Regions from separate parts of the Homo sapiens genome. Here region 1 is linked to region 2. Evidence: chromatin loops called from intact Hi-C (ENCODE). Cell type or tissue: heart right ventricle. All regions are shown on one strand. Links, peaks and the distances in the headings refer to the core of each region. The heading gives the core; the rest is flanking DNA.

Region 1 (8,000 bases), core at 1-8,000, 110 kb before region 2:
ACCCTTTAGATGCCATCATGGTACTGGAACTTGCGTAGAAGCAGCCCCTCTACCATGTTGCCACCTGGGATCTACAGCTGGAGTCATTCTATTAGCTTCTGCTGGTTGCATCGTTCTGCCAGAGGGGTTCACAATCAGTCCAAGGAACCAGCACACAGATTTCTCACATCCTCCCTCCAATAGTCTCTTTGCCAGATCCCTCCTTTCTTCCACTTTCTCTTTTCTTGGTACTTAAATGAAAGCTCTCATGCATATGAATGGGGAAAAATAGATTGTGAGAAGGGGGAGCATTGTTTGAATAAAACAGCAACAGCTGCTCAAAATGCCCAGTTGTGAATAGATTTCTTCATTTAGTGTTTAAATATCTTCATTTTAGATATTTAAATATCTTTAGATTAAATATCCTCATTTGGTGCTTGATCCTATCCTGTTAGATAGGTATTATTTTATCCATTTTACAGATGAAGAAACTAAGGCTAGGAGACAACAACTGGCTAGTGGCACTTTCTGATCTAAAGCTGTGTTTTTTCCACTCCAGCACATTGCCTCCATTTGCACTACAGAATTTAGATCTCCTATTTGGACTGGGCCAGCACGGGGGGGAACGTGGCGCAGAGCTTCTAAAAGCTTTGCAGAGAGCACAGATCTGGATGTCACCCCGTGGGAGCAGTCTGAGCCAACATAGGACATGTTCCTTTCTGAGGTCATAACTCACAGGCTGACTTAGATAGTGAAAAGTGTTTCCCTAAGACAGGCAATGTGTTTTCAAAATGAATTGCCATCTCCCTGTCTGTTCTGCGTGGTATTTTATAACTATCTATCTTTGATAACAAAATGCTACAATTAAGGTGGAATCCACATATGCAAACCTAACAATTTTTTGGCATTTCCCATTCATCTTAGAACAGTTGGGCTGAAAGCAGATAGATGCCCCTCCCCCATCCCAGTGCAGGCATGCACACATGCACACACACACTCACTCATAGAGGCACTGAACACTCACTCCACTCACTCCCATTTCTTATTAGCTTTTCTCCTTTGATTTCATCCTGTGATGATTTTGCTTTCTTTGTCCCCTAGAAATTATATTCGTTCTCTGCTAAAGCATAATAGATCATCAGACTTGGAGCTGGAAGGCCCAGGCCTTAGTCCTGATATACCACTTAGCAGTTGCACCAGACCAAAAAGATCTGAAGTTTTGCAGTTGGACGGATTATAAATCCATGACTCCAAGACTCGCCTGCTGTGTGATTGCAGGCAAATTACTTAACCACCCTGAATTTCAATATCCTTATTTTCAAAACTGCATTAGTATTACTGGCCTTCCACGGTTGCTGTGAAGATTAAGTAGACATGTAAGGTGGCAGGCACTGGGCTTGGGATTCCAAACATCTTAGTTTCATTTTCCCCCTCAATCGCTATCTGTCTGACTCTCAAGATTCTCTTCAGGATAACGATTTTTTTTTTTTTTTTTTGAGCTAGGGTCTGGCTCTGACACCCAGGCAGGAGCACAGTGGCGTGATCTTGGTTCACAAGATCTGATGATCCTCCCACCTCTGCCTCCGAGCTCAGGTGATCCTCCCACCTCAGCCTCCCAAGTATCTGGGACTACAAGTGTATGCCACCATGCTTGGCTAACTTTTGTATTTTTTGTGGAGACAGGGTTTCACCATGTTGCCCAGGATAGGATAATGATTTTTAATCTCATGAGATTATTTTGAGAATCAAATGAGAAAATATGTCTAATCATATTCTGAAATAGTAATCTATTTTTAATTGCTTATTTGCTTATTCACTCAATCAACAACAATTTCCTATTAAAGATTTTATTGTTAAGTGATATGGATGATTATAAATAAGAATCAGACACAGAACTTACACTAAAGACATGTTCATTCTCCAGTTACGCCCTGCTCCCCTAGAAGAATATGAAACAAAAATTATAAGTGCTGCTAGCACATTTATGAGGTTGAGCTTCCAAGCAGACACCTTTTAGATGGAGCCACCAGCAAAAGATCCATGATGGATCTGACATTTGAGAAGATGCTTGGCAAAAAGGGAGGAGATGACGGATGAAGATAGTTCAGATGGAAGGCCCAGTGTGAGCAAAGCCACAGCAGCAGCAAAGCATGAGGAAGGTGAAGGGAACCTAGACTATGCTGTGGGGGATCATTGCAGAGTTGTGGTTGATAAGGCTGCAAAAATGGGCTGGGACTCATTTATGGAGGAATTTGGACTTTTACTCTTAGAGATAATGGGGGAGCCACTGCAGCTTTCTGAGTAGGACAGTGATGTTGTCAGAGATTGTTTCCTTGATGATGAATCCAGCAGTGCTAGAGAGGGAGGGTTGAAGTGAGAAGTGGAGGCCCACTAGGAGTGGGTAATGAGAGTTACAGAGAGATGAGGCCCTGATATGGATCAAAGACAGTGAGGATGAAGGAGAGAAGCTTGGCAGGAAAATATTACAGAGGAATATGGTGGGGTATAAGGGACCGTGCTGGGGGTGGGGTGGGAGAGGTGATAAAGGTTAAGGAAGAGTCCTAAAGCCATTGAGGGCTTGGGTAAGGAGAAAAGACATCAGAGACATTTAGAGAAGGAGCTGCTTTAAGAAGGAAGACCCGATTGCTTTTATTTCAGGGATCAGGGGAAGGCAGACCAGTTTTTCTGTGGGGCAGTGTTTCCCAGCCTAGGTACTCTTGATATTTTGGGCCAGACAATTTTTTGTCCTGGGCACTGTAGGATGTGTGGCAGCATCCCTGGCCTTTACGCACTAGGTGCCAGTAGCACAACTCCCCAAGTTGTGATAACATAAATATCTCTGAACATTGCCAAATATCCCCTGAGGGCAAAATCACCCCCAGTGGAGGACACTGTTGTAGCGGAGGTTGTCTCCTCATGAGAAAAGCTGTGGGAGGAGTGGGGGAACTTGAGCTACACTTCCCAGGGGGCTCTGTGGATCTGTTTCAGGAACTTTGACTACGGATGAGAAAGGATGGAAGTTGGTAGAAAGAGGTGGCCTCCAGATGTGCCATCCTGAACTGGCCCCAGGGTGTCCAGATAGAATACCCTCCATTGTCCTCCATATCTTCAGTGAAAGCAAAATGAAATGCTAGTCACGCTGGAATATTGTGGAGCAAACAGAAAGTGTGGTTTTCAAAGTAGGGTAGAACTGAGGCCAAGAGGACCAAGGAGTCAAAATGAAAAGAGGTAGGAGAAAGAGAGACACAGAAATCACAGGCTCCGGGGACTTCCCAGGACCCAGAATCCACATTTACTTCTGTCAAGTTTACCAAAATCTCTGAGAAAAGGGAGATGATAACAATTTGGTGCCTTTAAAAAAATCTCCGCATTTAAATCAGAAACACATTTTCTTAAGCATACAAGTCATTCATTAAAATTTCTCCTAACTTTGAGATCAGTAATGATACTACTGGACAGTCCTGCTAATGAGAGAATCTAAATATTCCCAAGGATATTGAGACAGCTATACAACCTTGGGCAAGTTAGTTACTTTCTCTGGGCCTCCATTTCTTCATCTTCATTAATTCCATCTAAATGGAATTAATAATTTCCATCTCATATCCCTGCTATGAAAATTAAATAAGACATATGAAATGCCTGCCACATAGTAGCCATTAAATTATTGTCTGTGTATCTATCCATCATCTATGTATTTACCTACCTATCTATCCATCCATCTCAATTTAATTTAATTTATGTCTTGAAGAGTAAGAGATTTTAGGCAGGTATGGCACCATTAGTCCTGATGTGTGGTTTTATTGACATTATAATTCTAGAGAGTGCTTCTGGAGATGTCTATTTAAGACATTTGGCCCCCTCAATAAACAGATACCCTGGATCTCAATGATGCCCAATGTCTGTATGAAAAGTGGAAAGTCCATTGAATTACACATATATTTCAGGATTTAGATGTTTGGCAACGTACAGTAGAACCTTCATGTAATGGTTAGCATTTCCTACATTTTTCTGAGTGCTTTATGTCTGAGTTGATATACCAATATTAGCCTTGTTTCAGTCTTGCAAAATAGATTGATCTGACCTCAGAAGTTCCAAGAGACACTGAAAAAGACCAGGAATTCTAGAACTGCATCTTGGTTTGGTTTTTGCCTCCTTTTGAAAATAAGACCTCTTTGCTAAGCTGGTATTAGTTAAATATCTTCCTTTCCTTAACCACACGGATATTGTTTTTCAAAAGGTCTAAAGGGCAGTGGCCTTTGGTGCCTGGAACACTTTTAGAGTATTTAGGTAATCAATACCCTGGTTACTATTTAACCATATTTGAAAGAGAATCAAGTGAGTTCTGTGCAAATCAATGTGTATCTGGGTGAGTTTCCAACATCAGATAGATCTTACAGGTCCCAGCCTGTAGACATCTTTTACTCCAATTTCCTGAATAGATAGCTTTATTCCTTCAAGGTAATATAGTGCGGTGGCTTCTGGCTGAGATGTTTGCTGTTGTTTTCTTCATCTTGTCTTTGATGACTTGTCAGCCTGGGGTAACTGCACAGGAGAAGGTGAACCAGTAAGTGGGCCATATGTCTCTGCAAAACTTGCACGTAGGAATCACCTGCTGGGGAACTAAGACACTTTTATGTTTGCAGCAGAGGCTGTGTTAGAATGGAAAATAACCTCTTTTCATGTTATTACTACTCCTGTGGAGGAGGATGGGACAGTGAAAAGACCGTGCACTTGGAGTCAAATTGGTCTATGTGTAAATCACAGCTCTAATGCTTAGAAGCTGAATAATTCAGGGTAAATCATCTCATCGGTTTGATCCTTAGTTTCCCTAGCTGTAAAATGAGAATAATAATACCTCTTCTATAAGAGTTAATGTAGATAAAATAAGATCCTGAATATAAAATGTACTCAGCTTATAGTAGACACTTAATAAATGACAGTTCTCCTGAGTGGTGCTGAACAGTTAACTTAACCCCTACTTTCTTATCTGTAAAAGAGCATCATAAGAGTGCTGTCTCATAGTTTTGGGGGAGGATAAAATTAGATAATGTGTTCAAAATCACTGTGGGGAAGGCAAAGGACTATAGAGATGCTGGGTCATTTGATTCTAAAAATGACTTTATCTTTTGCTATGGGATAATAGAGGGAGGTGATGTAGTTTCATATGTACATTGTGTTTTACCCATTCTATTTTCTTGAGATTTCCAAGCTTGCTTCATGGGTTTTTTTTTTTTGGTATCTTAATATTAAGTATTTTGTGGAGCCTAAGCAGTCCTTTATTTCACCTTCGGGATAGCTTTAAAGCAATCCCTGTCTCCCAAACATTAAAGATTTTAAATAGAATTATTTAATTCTAATTCTTGATAGATGATGCAATTTTGAATCATTAGTGCTTTTAAATGCTAGAGCAAGTGAGAATTCCTTTAAGTAACAGTTCAGAAGGGAGGAAAGCATTTTTAAAAGCAGTTAATTTGTAACTTGTATTTAAAGGAAATACAATTTTGAAATCAGAAAATTCATCTGTAATAATTAGAAGATAAAGGCAAGAGAACTGTGTAAAGGAAATCTCCGCCGAGATATTCTTAATTATAAAAGCTTATCATTGTAATCCTTTTTGAAAATGAACAAAGAGTCTTGATGTTTGATGAACTTATCAAACAAGACAGACCAGTGAAGGGGCAAATTTCAAGTCAAGGCAAAATGGAACCAATTAAATACTTTACAAAGTGCTGAAGGAGGAAATCATGAGGTCTTTGTATCTAATGCCAGTGTGTCTGACACTGACTTTGAAAGTGAAAAACTACATGGTGAAATGATTTTATTAGGTTCAAATTCTGGCACTGACATTCACTAGCTGTCTGATCTCAGGCAAGTTATTTAATTTTTCCAAGCTTCATTTTCCTTACCTGTACAATGGGAGGAAAGTAAGAACAAAAATTAAATGCATGAAAGTACTTAGATCAATACCTGTTACCTATTACCTAGTAATCATTCAGTGAAAGCTGTCACCAGTGCTGCTGTGTGATTGTTATTGTTATTTTTTGGTATTTCCATTCCCTTGATGGTTGACAATAATCAGACAAAACAAATTTATAATATGCCAATTGGCATGGATCTTTCTGATCAGTCAGAGATTTTAAACTTTATTTTTAAGTAATAGCACTCTTTTTCCCTGCAAAATAAAATTTCACATGAACCCTAACATTGAAAACATATTATATAGTTTTACATTTTAATGGTACACATTTATTTTATAAGTTCATGTTTAACATTTGCTTATTATAAAATCTTAAAAATTTGTTGAGAAAAACATTTTAAAACAATGGTGATGGAAGGAAGTTATAATCTTCAGCCTAAAAATCAGTGGATCTCTATTACATATTTTATACAAATTTATTTTATAAGTTCATGTTTAACAGTTGCTTATTATAAAATCTTAAAAATGTGTTATTTGAGAAAAACATTTTAAAACAATGGTGATGGAAGGAAGTTATAATCTTCAGCCTCAAAATCTGTGGGTCTCTATTACATATTTTATACAAATAACACCTTTCATTATGTGTGTTGCTTAGAAGTTTTTAATTTCAAGTTTCTAATTTGCTTAGAAGTTTTAATTGCAGTTCTTTTAATGTATTGGGATTTGTTTTTTACTAAGAGTGTGATCAACCTTAGTGAATATTCCATATGCTCAAAAAAGTGCATTATTCTGTTGTTCAGTGTAGTTCCAAGTCAATTAAGTCAAGTTGGTTGTTAATGTCACTCAAGTTTTCATCTTGTTCTATTGATTACTGAGAAAAGAATGTTGCAATCTCCAACTGTATTTGTGGATTTGCCTACTTACAGTTCTATCAGTTTTTGCTCCATGTATTTTAAAGCTCTGTTATTAAATACACACACACACACACACACACACACATCTAGAGTTATTCTGACTGCTTGATAATTTACCCTTTTATTATCATGAAAGGCTTCCATTATCCCTGGCAATGGTCCTTGTTCTGCAACCTATTATGTTTATTATTAATACATATAGTTATGCTTGCTTTCTTATGATCTGTGTGTGCATGGCAAATCTTTTTCTATTATTTTATTTTAACTTATATGACTATATTTAAAAATATAATTCATGTGAACATACATAGATGAGGCTTGCTTTAGCTAGTCTAACAATCTCTGTCTTTTGATTATAGTAATTAGACCACTTATATCAAATATAATTATTGATATGCTTGGGTTTGAGTTCACCATTTTACAATTTGTTTTCTATGTGTCCCATGTCTTCCTTGTTTCTATTTTTTTCTTTTTTTGGGCCATCTTTTAGATTTATATTTTTCTAATTCCAAGGTGGTATGGTTCTGTGGGTTATAGTTTTCATCAAATTTGAAAATTTTTGCCATGATTCATTCATATATGTTTTCTGCCCCATACACTCTCATCTGTCTTTCTTATAGTCCAATTACAGAGATGCTAGCCTGCTTGATAAAGTCCCACAGGTCAGTGATGCTCTTTCTTATTTTGTTGTTGGCAGTTTATTTTCTGTTTCATTTTGGTTTCTATAACTCTATATTTATTAATTTTTTGTTCTGCAATGTTTAATCTGCTGTTAAGCCTGTCCAGTGAATTTTAAATTTCAGTTAATATAATTTTCAGCTTTAAATGTCTCATTTGGTACCTTCTACTATCTTCTACTACCCTTCTCATTATCCTCTTAATTCTCCTCAAATATTGGAGCATATTTACAATAACACTTTTAATGTTCTTGTATGCTGATTCCATTATTTCTGTTTCGTTGGTCTTTAGAATTAGGAAGGATTTAGTATCTAGCTTAATCCACTCATGTTGCAGAGCAAGAAACTGAACCTTAGAGAGAGAAGGGGAGTATTCAATAACAAGATAACTCAGATAGGCATTTATGAATACTGGCCAATTTAACCCTTATTACATTCTTCTAAGAGTGTTGATTTTACTATCCATCAATTGAAGGCCAAAATTTTCAACCCAATATTTCCATTGATGAAAAG
Region 2 (11,702 bases), core at 1-8,000:
GTCCCATGGGTAGGAGGTACTCCTCACATAAAGTGAAAGGTTTGTTCAGATCTCATTTTTGGACTAAGTAAAAGGAATGGAATTACAGTCCCTCTTCCCACAGGAGTGTTTACATGGAGGCCGGGGACACATGCACACTTCAACATCTCATGGCAGGGGTTTCTCATGCACACGGAGCATCCCCACATTGCTACGTCACTGGCTCTTCTATCACTGGAGCCCAAGTTTGAGCTCCCACTAGGATATTTTCTTTAGCTTGTTTTGCACCTTGTTAATGGAGACTAACAATGATGAAATAAATCAGCCAGCATTTAACTGCTGGGAACCTTGTGGGGGGTGAGAGAGAGAGAGAGAGAGAGTGTGTGTGTGTGTGTGTGTGTGTGTAAGAAGGGGGTGGGAAAGAACCTGAGAATCTGAAGATTTGGGGTTGATGAGCAGGTAGAGTAGGTCAATCTCATTTATTAAAATCATTTCATGAATTTGCTCTTTTGTCCTCTGTATGTAACAAACTTTCTTTTTCATAAAGAATCACACGGAGGCTTTGTTCAGAATACAGAAAAAATATCCTATTCTTCTCAGCATGACAAAATACATTTAAACCTGTCAGTTTCTTACAGGAACTTTTGTTGAAATCAGCTACTTGGTTCCACAATAATTTGAAAAGAGTTGTTGATAGTATGTTATCAGATGCATGCAAATTGCCTTAAGAGACGTTCCTCATTCAATAGGCATGCAACAAAGAGATGGTCAGCATCATGTGGCTGCACCTTCCCTGTCATATTATTGATCAGGGAATTATTGGTAACTGTCACTTACCTGGAGCCAGGCAAACTGAGACAGCCCAGGGCAGCACAGAGAAGAAATAGCTCCACCGGCGCCCTCCAAGCCCATGTCCTGGAATTCTTCATTTTCCCAATGTGACAGGAGATGCCACAGAGGCTGCTAGACCCATAACAAGCCTGTGCTGTGAGTGCCACTGTCAGCTTCTGTCCCCAAGAGCAAATAGCTCTGCAAAGTAAACAGAAAGCCACTAGTGACTGGAAACAGACTTTGCACAGACCAAAAACTTACCTGTCACTCTGGAAACCAACCAGAATAATGAAAAATCTGTAGCAGCATGGTGTTTATTCCTCTGTAACTTTAGGGTAAGCTGCCAAGTGGACAGGCTATTAGTGAGGTGGCAAGGACTGTGGGATCTAGGTCTAGACAGCCTGGGTTCAAGTACATTCTCTGCCACTGACTAGGTTGGTGCAAAAGTAATTGCAGTTTTTGTCATTGCTTTTAATGGCAAAAACCACAATTACTTTTGCACCAACCTAACAGCTTTGGACTATGGGCAAGTTGCTTTACTTCTGTGCCTTACTCTCCTTACTTGCTAAGTGGTGAGAATTAAACACGTTAATATAAGGAAATGTTTAGAACAGGCCTATGTTCAGCGCTCAGATATGTCAGCTATTATTACTTAGTAGAATTCAGGGTTTGGAGTCAGACAGGCCAAGGTTTGAATTCCATGTTTGCCTCTTTCCAGTTACATGATGTTGAGCAAGTCAGTAAGAGGCTGTAGGGCTCTAGAACCCATCTACCTGACTTCAAATTGCTTCTGTATGATTCACCAGCTGTGTGGCCAGAGAAAATTACTAACCCTCTCTGGGCCTAAGTTCCTTCATCAATAAAACAGGGATAATAATAATACCAACCTCACCGGGTTGTTGTGAAGATTAAATAAATTAGATTATTATTAATTATTATTGTAATTATAATTAATTATAATTATTATTATTAAATAAATTAGATTTATTTAATCTTCACAACATGTTCAAAACATGTTGAACATTGCCTGGCACATTCTATGTGCACTCTCTATAAGTGAGCTGGTATTTTTATTGACTGTCTCTGATTCTGTTTCTTCATATGTAAAATTAGGAGGACTATGACAACTTACCACTCACAGTTGGGAGAGTCAGACCAAATACTAAATGTGTAATTGTTGAACAAATAGGCATTATAGAAATAACTACATGACACTTTGGGAGGCCGCGGCGGGCGGACCACGAGGTCAGGAAATCGAGACCATCCTGGCTAACATGGTGAAACCCCGTCTCTACCAAAAATACAAAAAAAATTAGCCAGGCATGGTGTTGGGCGCCTGTAGTCCCAGCTACTCGGGAGGCTGAGGCAGGAGAATGGCGTGAACCTGGGAGGCAGAGCTTGCAGTGAGCCGAGATCGCGCCACTGCACTCCAGCCTGGGTGACAGAGCGAGACTCCGTCTCAAAATAAAACAAAACAAAACAAAACAAAAAAAACCCAGGAAATAACTACATGAAAATAATTATCTAAATATATATGTGCTGTTGTTGTTATTGTTTGCATCCCAAAAGATACAAATGACTGAGGTTCTCAAACCTACCTTCCTGAAAACCATCCCTGACTCCCCAGAATCAACATATTAAAGTCCAAACTGCACCAACCTGGCATTTACAAAACCAACCTGCAACGCATAAAGGGCTGAGTCCACGTGTTGGATGGCGTCCTGTTGCTTTTGCTATTGCAGATGTGGGTGAGGAACCTCACATGGGAGAGGCAGCTTGCAAGGTATGAGGGTGGGCTAGTAGAAAGAACACTGGATTTGCTTTCCTTAAACACAGTTACAGAGTTTCTCTAAGACTCTGTTTTCTCATCTGTGAAATAGGGATAATAATTCATTACTACCTACTTGATAAGTTTGTTTTGGGTTTGAACGTACAAAACGGGAAGCCTCCCCCTCCTGCCACCCCTGCCGAGTAGCTGGGTTGGGGTTGGAGAATCAAATAAGGAAGTATAGTGAGGGGATGGATGGGAAAGCCACAGAAGATGGTAGTCCTCTCACATTAATTGTGTCCAAAACACAGAACACAAGTTCTGCTGCCAGACCACCCAGGATGCATTCCAGTTGTCATAAGCCTAGGTGCAAGACTCCATGTCACCGTTGTCCCAAAGGATGAATTGACCTGAACTTTGACGCAATTGATTGTGGTGGTTAATCATTTGTAAACAAGCAGAAACTTGTGTTTCAAGAAAGATCCATGTCCTGTCTCCTATCTGCCTGCCTTTAAGAGAAGCCAAACCCTTAGAAGACAGGGCTCCCCTTCGACCTCCTCAACCTGATGTACTCACGGAGGAGCCTGCAGGTTTAGAGAGGACAGTTACACGAGTGAATCCTGTGCTCTCTCACCTCCAGGATTTTTGCATGCCGTTCCTTCTGTCCAGAGTATGTGCCACTTAGCTAAATACGACTCATTATTCGAGTTTTATATTAATGTCACTTGCTCAAGAAAGCCTTCCCAATAGATTCCCCTGGGGTTCTTAACGCTCCAGGCGCCCCCAGGTCTCCCGGAGTTCCAACCTCATCGCGCCCCCTGGTGGTTTCCCAGTGCAGCTCACCTGAGATCCCGCCTGGAGGACGGCAGCCTCAGGCTTTAGTGATAGTAATACACATATTTTTCAGGGACAGTTCTTAACAATTTAACAGTTTTCCCATACATCATCTTGTTTGATTTTGACAATAAGCCAAGAAACATAATATCATCTTCCAAGCCTCTAAGATGGGGCTTCACAGCTGTTTCCACAGCTGGTTAGTAGGACATCTTTGGCTTGATACACTTTTTTTTCTGACTCCTAAATGCTCCTTTTTCTAGCTCTGAAGCTTCCCCTTGCCCTTAGGATGTGCCAGCACTGCTTTAAGTCTTCACAGTTATCACACCACACTGCTCTTCTGGTCTAGCTGCTCTTACTCAGGGCTATAGATCTCATCTCTGACCATGCGAGAGCTTTGAAACTGATCATATGTCTCTAGGCCTTTAAACGATATGAAGGAATTTGTAACTCTAGGTCTGCGGATCCACTAACAGTTTGTTGTTTTTCCAACTTTTATTGACTGATTTTCCAGGCTCCACCCAGTTCCACAGCCAATGCCACTTTTCATGTTTCTGCTATGGCAGCACTCCACTCCTGGTACCTATTTTTGTATTAGTTAGCTTTTGCTGCATAACAAATAATCCCAAAATTGTAGACTAAAACAATCATCATTTATCAGCTCACAATTCCTTGGGTCATCAAATAGGCCTAGGCTAAAATGGGTGCTGGCCTTGCCTTGGTTCAGCCAACTGGTAGGTCAGCAGGAGCCTGGTTGGTCCAGGATGGCCTTACTCACCTGCCTGATGATTCATTCTGTCTGTCAGTTAGCACTGGCTGTTGGCTGAAGTGATGAAGTAAATGGGCCACATGACTCCAAATAGACTAACTCAGGCTTGATCTCAGGGTGATCTAATGGTTTCAAAAAGCAGCAAGAAAAGACAAGCCCCAGTGCACAAGTGCTTTCCAAACTTCTGCTTGCCTGATGTTTCTTAATGTCTCCTTGGCTGAAGCAATGGCCAAGCCCACATTCAAGAGCTAGAGACAGAGCTTATACCTGTTGATGGGAGGAAGAGCAGAGTCACATTGCAAAGGGGTATGCCTACAATTTTGGAAGGAATTCGTGGACATTCGGCAATTTCTTACAGACATGTGACACTTTCGGGCTGAAGCACTTAAGAGCCAGTGTGCCCTGTCCATTTCTGTCTTCTGTCCTGTGGATTTGGAAGCATGTGTTGACAGAACAATGTCTTATGGTGAAGGAAGCCTAAACCCCTGAGTCATTGGATGGAGGAGAGCCCATGTTGACCCATAAAGGACTTCATGTGAGTTAGAATTCAACTTTTGTTGTGCTATGTTATTGGGATTTGGTGGTTTATTGTTGCTGCAATAATACCTACCCCATTCTGACCAATATACTTTTAATATATTCTTACATTGCATAAAAAATTTGGTGTGTATATACATTTTTCTGGGGGAAAAATCCATAACTTTCCTGAGATTCTCAAAAGGACTTAAGATTTAAAAGAAGTAAAACAAAACAAAACATTTCCTCAAGAGATACAACTTTTTCAGCCAACATAATTATCTGTCTCCTTTTGAAGATCATGTGATATAGTGTGAAGTATTTGAGGATTCAGAAAGACTGAGACATCTCATTTCTCCTGTGACTTAGTTTATATCCTGGACCAACCCCTTAAGCCCTCTAAGCTGTAGTTTACTGAGTTTCAAATGCAGGCTTGTTGATAAAACACTTCAACAATCATTTATTGAGCACCTACTAGATGCCAAGTGCAATGCTACTTGACTGGGTATAAAGATGAGTGTGTAATGGACCTTCCCTATGAAAGCTCACAGCTTAGTGAGATGGGCAGGCACAGTAAAACATCACAGCAGTACAGTGTGACAATGAGAGAGGTTTACACAGCATAGCTCAGGCATCAGCGAAGTATGTGTGTGGCCATTGGAAAAGTATTCTCAGGAATGAGGTGACACTTAAGGGTTAAAGAGGAGTTAGCAAATGAAAGGGAGGGCATGTGGCATTACAGATAAAGGGGTCATCAAAGTTATGATCCAAAGGTGAGGAAGGTCACTGGGTCTGTGGGAACCATAAGCCATTCAGTGTTGCTGTAGCACAGAGTTCAGCATGAGCAATGGAAAGAAATGAAACAGGAGAGGCAGGCAGGAGCCATATCAGGTAGGGCCTGATGAGCATGCTAATGACATGGATTTTATCCAAACTGCAAGAGAAGCTATTGAAGGGTGTTAGGAGGAGAAGAAAAGGGACTGCTTTCTTTGAGAGATTACTCTTGCTACAGTGTAGAGAATGGATTAGAGGGAGGCAAATTGGAGCCGAGAGACCCCTTAGGAGGCTGTCCTAAGAGTCCACTGAGAAAAGATGCAGGCCTGAATTAGGGTGGTGGTAGCAGAAGAGAGAGTAGAGATGGAAAGGAAGGCATAAACATAATACCTGTCTTATGTCACTGAGGGAAGAAAATAACACACCCTCAGTGAACAGTGAAAGGCTTTGTACACTACACAGCTCTGTGCAAAGGTGGAATTATGATGACTGAGGTTATAGTTCTCTACTAAGGAAGGTATATAAAGTCCCTGGGGCTGAGCCTGGCAGCTGTTCAGGGTGACACCACCCTACACAGCACGCATTTCGCCCTTCATCACACACAGCCCCATGGATTACAGCATGGTCTTGTCCACCTTCAGATGAGCTCCTTGTCTTCCAGGCTCACCTTCCCTGGATCCTGGAGGACAGAATCTATCTCCCTCCTGTTGTTCTAGAGCCTTAATCAGTGTCTGGGAAATGCCGACGTCTACTGTTTCCACTGTAGATTTTTCCTTGCGGCCTGGGGAACCTGATTTTCAAAAGTCCTTAGCTGACTGCTGTGATAACTACATCACCGAAGGTGGTTATGCATATTGGAATGCCTTATCCATTGCATGGGTATTATCACCACTGTGGTTCAAAATTTTCCCAGAAGGAAGTGTAGGTGGGCTGAGTGGGCAACAAGGTTATTGGAGGGCTATCTGGGGAAAATAAAACCCGAATGAGAAAAAGAAGTGGCTCTATTCCCAACTGGAAAAACAAGAAGGAAAAAAATTAAAAGAAAGATAATGATAGCCAGCAAAATTATCCTCCTGTGGCAAAGAGAACAGCCGTGTAGGGAGCCCATATCTCTTTGCTCTTAAACTACACTACATGTCCTAGCTTCCCTTGCAATTATACTTAACCCTGTGACTGCAGTCTGGTGAATGAAATATAGGGAGAAGGGGTGTGTACTGTTTTATGTCTGACCCATGATAAACCTCCAGTGTGAAATCCTACACTCTCTTTTTTCCTCATATGCCAGCTACATGTGGGTACCCATGGTAATCGTGAAAGCTAGTGCTAAAGAGGGCAGAATCTCTGGCAGCCTGAGTTCCTGCATGACTGCCTGGAGCAGAATCTTCTGCACTCTCTTCTGATTAGACTATGCAAGAGTAAAAAAGAAATTTCTATTGTAGTAGGCCACTGAGATGTCAGTGTTTTTCTGTTATAGTGGCTAGCATTACCTAAACAAATACACTCTCCTTCCCCAAATCCTCATTCTCCACCTCACAAAACTGGCAAGCATTGACTAGAAAGGAGTCACAGGTTGAAAACCGCCTTCTAAGTGGTCAATGTCTATGACATGGATGTGGTGGTGGCAGGAAGGCAGTGTCTATTTAGCAGAGGAGGCTATCTATTCTAGGGTTTTGTTTGTTCTCTGTGTTGACAGATATGGAAATTCTGTGTCCTTTATTATGTATATTTCTGTATATAAAGAATGGATATCTATTTATCTGTGGACATGCACAGGTGCCCTCTTTCTTCTATGGTGCATGGTCTTATAAATTATAGGTAATTATTTCTCTCTGGCTGTAAAAGAGGCTTAGATGTAGAATACCGTGTAAGCCATATAGTTCAGGAACAGATAGTGGTATGGTTTGCATGTGTCCCCACCCAAATGTCATCTTGAATTCCCATGTGTTATGGGAGAGACCCGGTGGGAAGTAATTGGCTCATGGAGGCAGGTCTTTCCCATGCTGTACTCGTGATAGTAAATAAGTCTCACAAGATCTGATGGTTTTAGCTCTCTTCTCTTGTTTGCCAGCATGTAAGATATGCCTTTCACCTTTCGCCATGAGTGTGAGGCCTCCCCAGCCACATGGAACTGTAAGTTCATTAAACTTCTTTATTTTGTAAATTGCCCAATCTTGGGTATGTCTTTATCAGCAGCATGAAAATGGACTAATACAGATAGGATGTGTACTAATAACGGTTGGTCAGCACTGATGGTGACAATGAGCACTGTATAACCAGGTGGATGCAAAAGGTGCTCCAAGTGTGCTCCAAGGCGAGGGGTTCACCAGAGTGCTGAGAGGAGAGCTGACCTCGCAGATGTTGTTTCCATCATTTGGGATGTGCTCGCCAAATGCAAGAGGGCGGACTGAAGAGATAGCTCTTTAGGTACAATTTGATTTGGTACTAGTTATTTAGGGCCAGGTGTGGGCACAATATGTTTAATACTGGAGGTACAGTACATCATATGTTCTGTTAAGTCGTTTTTGTGGTTCCTAAAAATCTTTGAATATTTTACTGACCTCATGAGCCATGAGGCATTGACATCATTGGGATAGGCAATGAAACATCTCCAGTTCAACTCAGAGCAACTCATTTTCACAAATGTTTTTAATATAAGTACAGACAATTGAAAGATTACTCACTTTCTACTCCAGATAGTTCCAGAAATGCTAGAAATGTGTGGGGAGGAAAAATGGGATTCTACTTGGCAATGGGCCTTGAAACTAATTCCCTGGGGGACTTGAAACAACTGATGGATTATGTAGTTGCATTGATTTTGTGGATTAAGTGTGGCAAATGGTGAAGTTTAGGCCACCCTGTGCATCTGTTCATTTGCTCACTACACGATCAAGTTCAAACTTTTAGCCTAGCAAATTAACAATTTCTCAATCTCTATGCTCCAGCTACTCCAAACTTCTTCTCTTTTTTTTGAGATGGAGTCTTACTCTGCCACCCAAGCTGGAGTGCAGTGGTGCAATCTCGGCTCACTGCAACCTTCACCTCCCAGGTGCCAGCAATTCTCCTGTCTCAGCCTCCCAAGTAGCTGGGATTACAGGTGCCTGCCACCTTGCCCAGCTAATTTATATATATATTTTAGTAGAGACGGGGTCTCACCATGTTAGTCAGCCTGGTCTTGAACTCCTGACCTAAGGTGATCCATCCTTCTCAGCCTTCCAAATTGCTAAGATTACAGGTGTGAGCCACTGTGCCCGACCCAAACTTCATACCAATTCAAACACTGCATAAGTTCATTTATTCATTCAAAAAATATATGTTCAGTGTCCACTATGTGCTGGACTCTGTGCTAAGTGGAGGATTCAGCAGTAAATATCACTCTTGGCTCCCTACCTTCATGGAGTTTCCAGTTTCATAGAGGAAATAAACCCAAGTAATTGAACACATCTATAATTATGACTTGGGTAACTTTAAGTAGAAAACCATGTACTTTCTTGACTACACTAGTCGGGTGGCTGTGGAAGGGGAGTCTGGGAAACTTCCCCTGTGCTTGTGAAGCCCCAAACCGAAGAGCGAAGTGATTGACTAGTCAGGCTTTTGAACTATGATGCAATTTCTGATGTTACACAGTGTCAGGGTTTCTGTTATCTGATACAGCCATAAGAAACTACCAGAATGCTTAGTGTCTGAAAACATTAATTATGTTACCATTACTCACAATTCTGTAGCTCAAGAATTCAGGCTGGCCCGGAAGGAAGGGGCATCTCTCTTCCATGTGATGTCTGTTGGGGCTGGAACAGTCCCAGTTGTTTCTCCACTCACAGGTCTGTTGACTTGGCTCAGAAGCTTGATGGCTGAAGGTTAGATTGGACAGCCTGGCTGGGGCTGTGGTTCTCCTCAGGCCTCCTCCTCTTCAGGTGGCCATCCAGCGGGCCTCTCCACAGGGTCTCTCCAATAGTGCAACTCAAGTTCTCACATGACATCTCAGGGCTCCCAAGGGTAGAAATGCAGAAGTTGCCACATCTTCTTAAGGCTGTAGCCTGGAACTAGCATAGACTTGCTTCCATCATATTCTACTGGTTAAAATGAGTCACAGGGTCAGCCCAGAGTCAATTTGGGAGACAGCAACACAATACAGGTGGGGTGGTGCATTGGGGACAATCTCTGAAAACCAGTTACCACATTCAGGAAGTGGCATTGCTTAATGAAGGACTTTTTTAAAAATACAAGTTTTAATCAAAAGAGCCCCTTTCTCCCAAAGAATATGCGAGTACCTTCCTTTATCCAATGCTGATAGAGAATATGGCTTACAGAGGTAGGTGGAACTTTTTGATTAGAGATAGGTATGCCACTGTACCGCCAAACCACAGGGAAACATCCTGTCCAGACTCACAAGTGCAGTAATTCTTTGATCAGGACTTAAGACTTACAATGGAGGGCTGGGCACAGTGGGGCACACCTATAATCCCAGCATTTTGGGAGGCTAAAGCAGAAGAATTGCTTAAGGCCAGGAGTTTGAGAGCAGCCTGGACAAAATTGCAAGACCCCATCTGGTGTGGTGGCACAAACTTGTAGTCCTAGCTACTTGGGAGGCTGAGGTAAAAGGATTGCTCCAGCCCCGGAGTTTGAGGCTGCAGTGAGCTAGGATTACGCCACTGCTCTCTACCCTGGGAGACAGAGTGAGACCCTTTCTCTAAAACACAGTAAAAACATAAAAAAGACTTAGAATGAACTTTGAGAATTGGCAGGTACAGTGAACAAGATCTTTCTTCAAAGGGTTTTAAGACCCTTGATGAATGGAAATGATGTAATCCAAAGATGGGGCATGAGAGAGAAGAGCAGGGGCCCTCTAAAGATGATCACCAGATCTCACAAGCAAACCACAGCAAGGAGAACCCGGTCCTGCCTGACCAGAGGCCATTCCCTTTGCCAAGGAAGACATCAAATCTGACACCAGAACTCCAATCTAGCATTTCTACAGTTTGTTGTATATTTCTGCTTAACTGTGTGGTAAATCTAACATATGAAATTAGGCTAGGATTGTACACACGTTAAGAGGGCAGCTCTGCAGGCAGAACGTCTGTTGGTAGAGCCTGTCTCTACAACTTACTGAATGTGTGGCATGGGCTATGTTACTTAGCATTTCCGTTCAGGGCTGTGAAAGTGCTTAGCACAGTGCCACACATGACAGGAAATGGTAACGATTAATATCATCATTGGTTATGTTCTGGCTGTTAATTTCATAATTTCCAACTTAAACAGCCTTCCAGCTAGACAATTGACTTGATGGGCTCCTGTATGTATCCACTGATGTGAAAAGTTTAGCAACCAGAGCCCTTTTTTCGGAAGGGAAGATTTATTTCAGTCTAGATGCAGTCAGCATCCAACTTTGCAGAATTTGCTAGAGAGGAAAAGCCTGGCTTCATAAACCTGGCTACCTACACATGGTTCACAAACAGCAGGTCAAAGTCAAGGATGAATCCAGGACACCTAAATCATACTGACTGATATGGTTTGACTGTGGGTCCACCCAAGTCCCATCTTGAATTGTAGCTCCCATAATTCTGCATGTCATGGGAGGGATCTGGTGGGAGGTAATTGAATCATGGATGTTGGTCTTTCCCATGCTTTTCTTGTGATAGTGAATAAGTCTCATGAGACCTGATGGTTTTATAAAGGGGAGATCCCCCACATAAGCTCTTTTGCCTGCTGCCATGGAAGACGTGCCTTTGCTTCTCCTTTGCCTTCTGCCATGATTGTGAGGCCTCCCCAGCCATGCTGAACTGTGAGTCCATTAAACCTCTTCCCTTTATAAATTACCTAGTCTTGGGTATGTCTTTATTAGCAGCACGAGAACAGACTAATACACTGACTGACTGACCCAATTACCTTTTTTGTTGTTGTTTAATATAGAAACAACACATTTTAGGAGTCTTATAAGTATACATGTGGTGTTGATTTTGATTCAAAATATTATTATACTTTACAAGTTTCTGTTTCTCCTGAATGCACTTGTCTATTAACTCTGATACAGGTTTGGATAGCTGCACTTGTCAAAGTGTGCAATTGTTATTCCTCTGGGCTCTCCGATACCAGAATCTCTATATGTGAGCCAGGTATAGAGGAATTCCCTGTCTTCTTAAGGGATGACATCAGAGAGAGGCTACATGCACAGGCTCTGCAGCCCTGACGCATGGTGCAAAAGTGGACTACCACACTTACTAGCTGTACTTCTTA

The links. Peaks named below come from ENCODE experiments on the same cell type or tissue, not always from the same donor. Only the 100,000 strongest peaks of a DNase experiment are listed, where the experiment ranks them.
Region 1: a loop joins it to region 2, with 2.1 times the contacts of the local background. A loop is called at or near these places in 2 of 110 quality-filtered maps.

What each region holds. Positions count from the first base shown.
Region 1 is chr1:56,850,436-56,858,435 of GRCh38, forward strand. It overlaps C8A (complement C8 alpha chain), which reads left to right and starts at 4,362. Exons shown (of 11, transcript NM_000562.3): 1 at 4,362-4,543. The coding sequence starts at 4,467. In heart right ventricle, for the core only: no CTCF peak of the experiment used is centred there; no DNase peak of the experiment used is centred there; H3K27me3 peaks cover 411 bases.
Region 2 is chr1:56,965,041-56,976,742 of GRCh38, forward strand. C8B (complement C8 beta chain) reads right to left here and starts at 975. Exons shown (of 12, transcript NM_000066.4): 1 at 817-975. The coding sequence starts at 908. It overlaps LOC112267900 (a long non-coding RNA gene), which reads left to right. Exons shown (of 8, transcript XR_007066117.1): 2 at 4,540-4,716. In heart right ventricle, for the core only: a CTCF peak has its summit at 3,420 (motif pointing left); no DNase peak of the experiment used is centred there.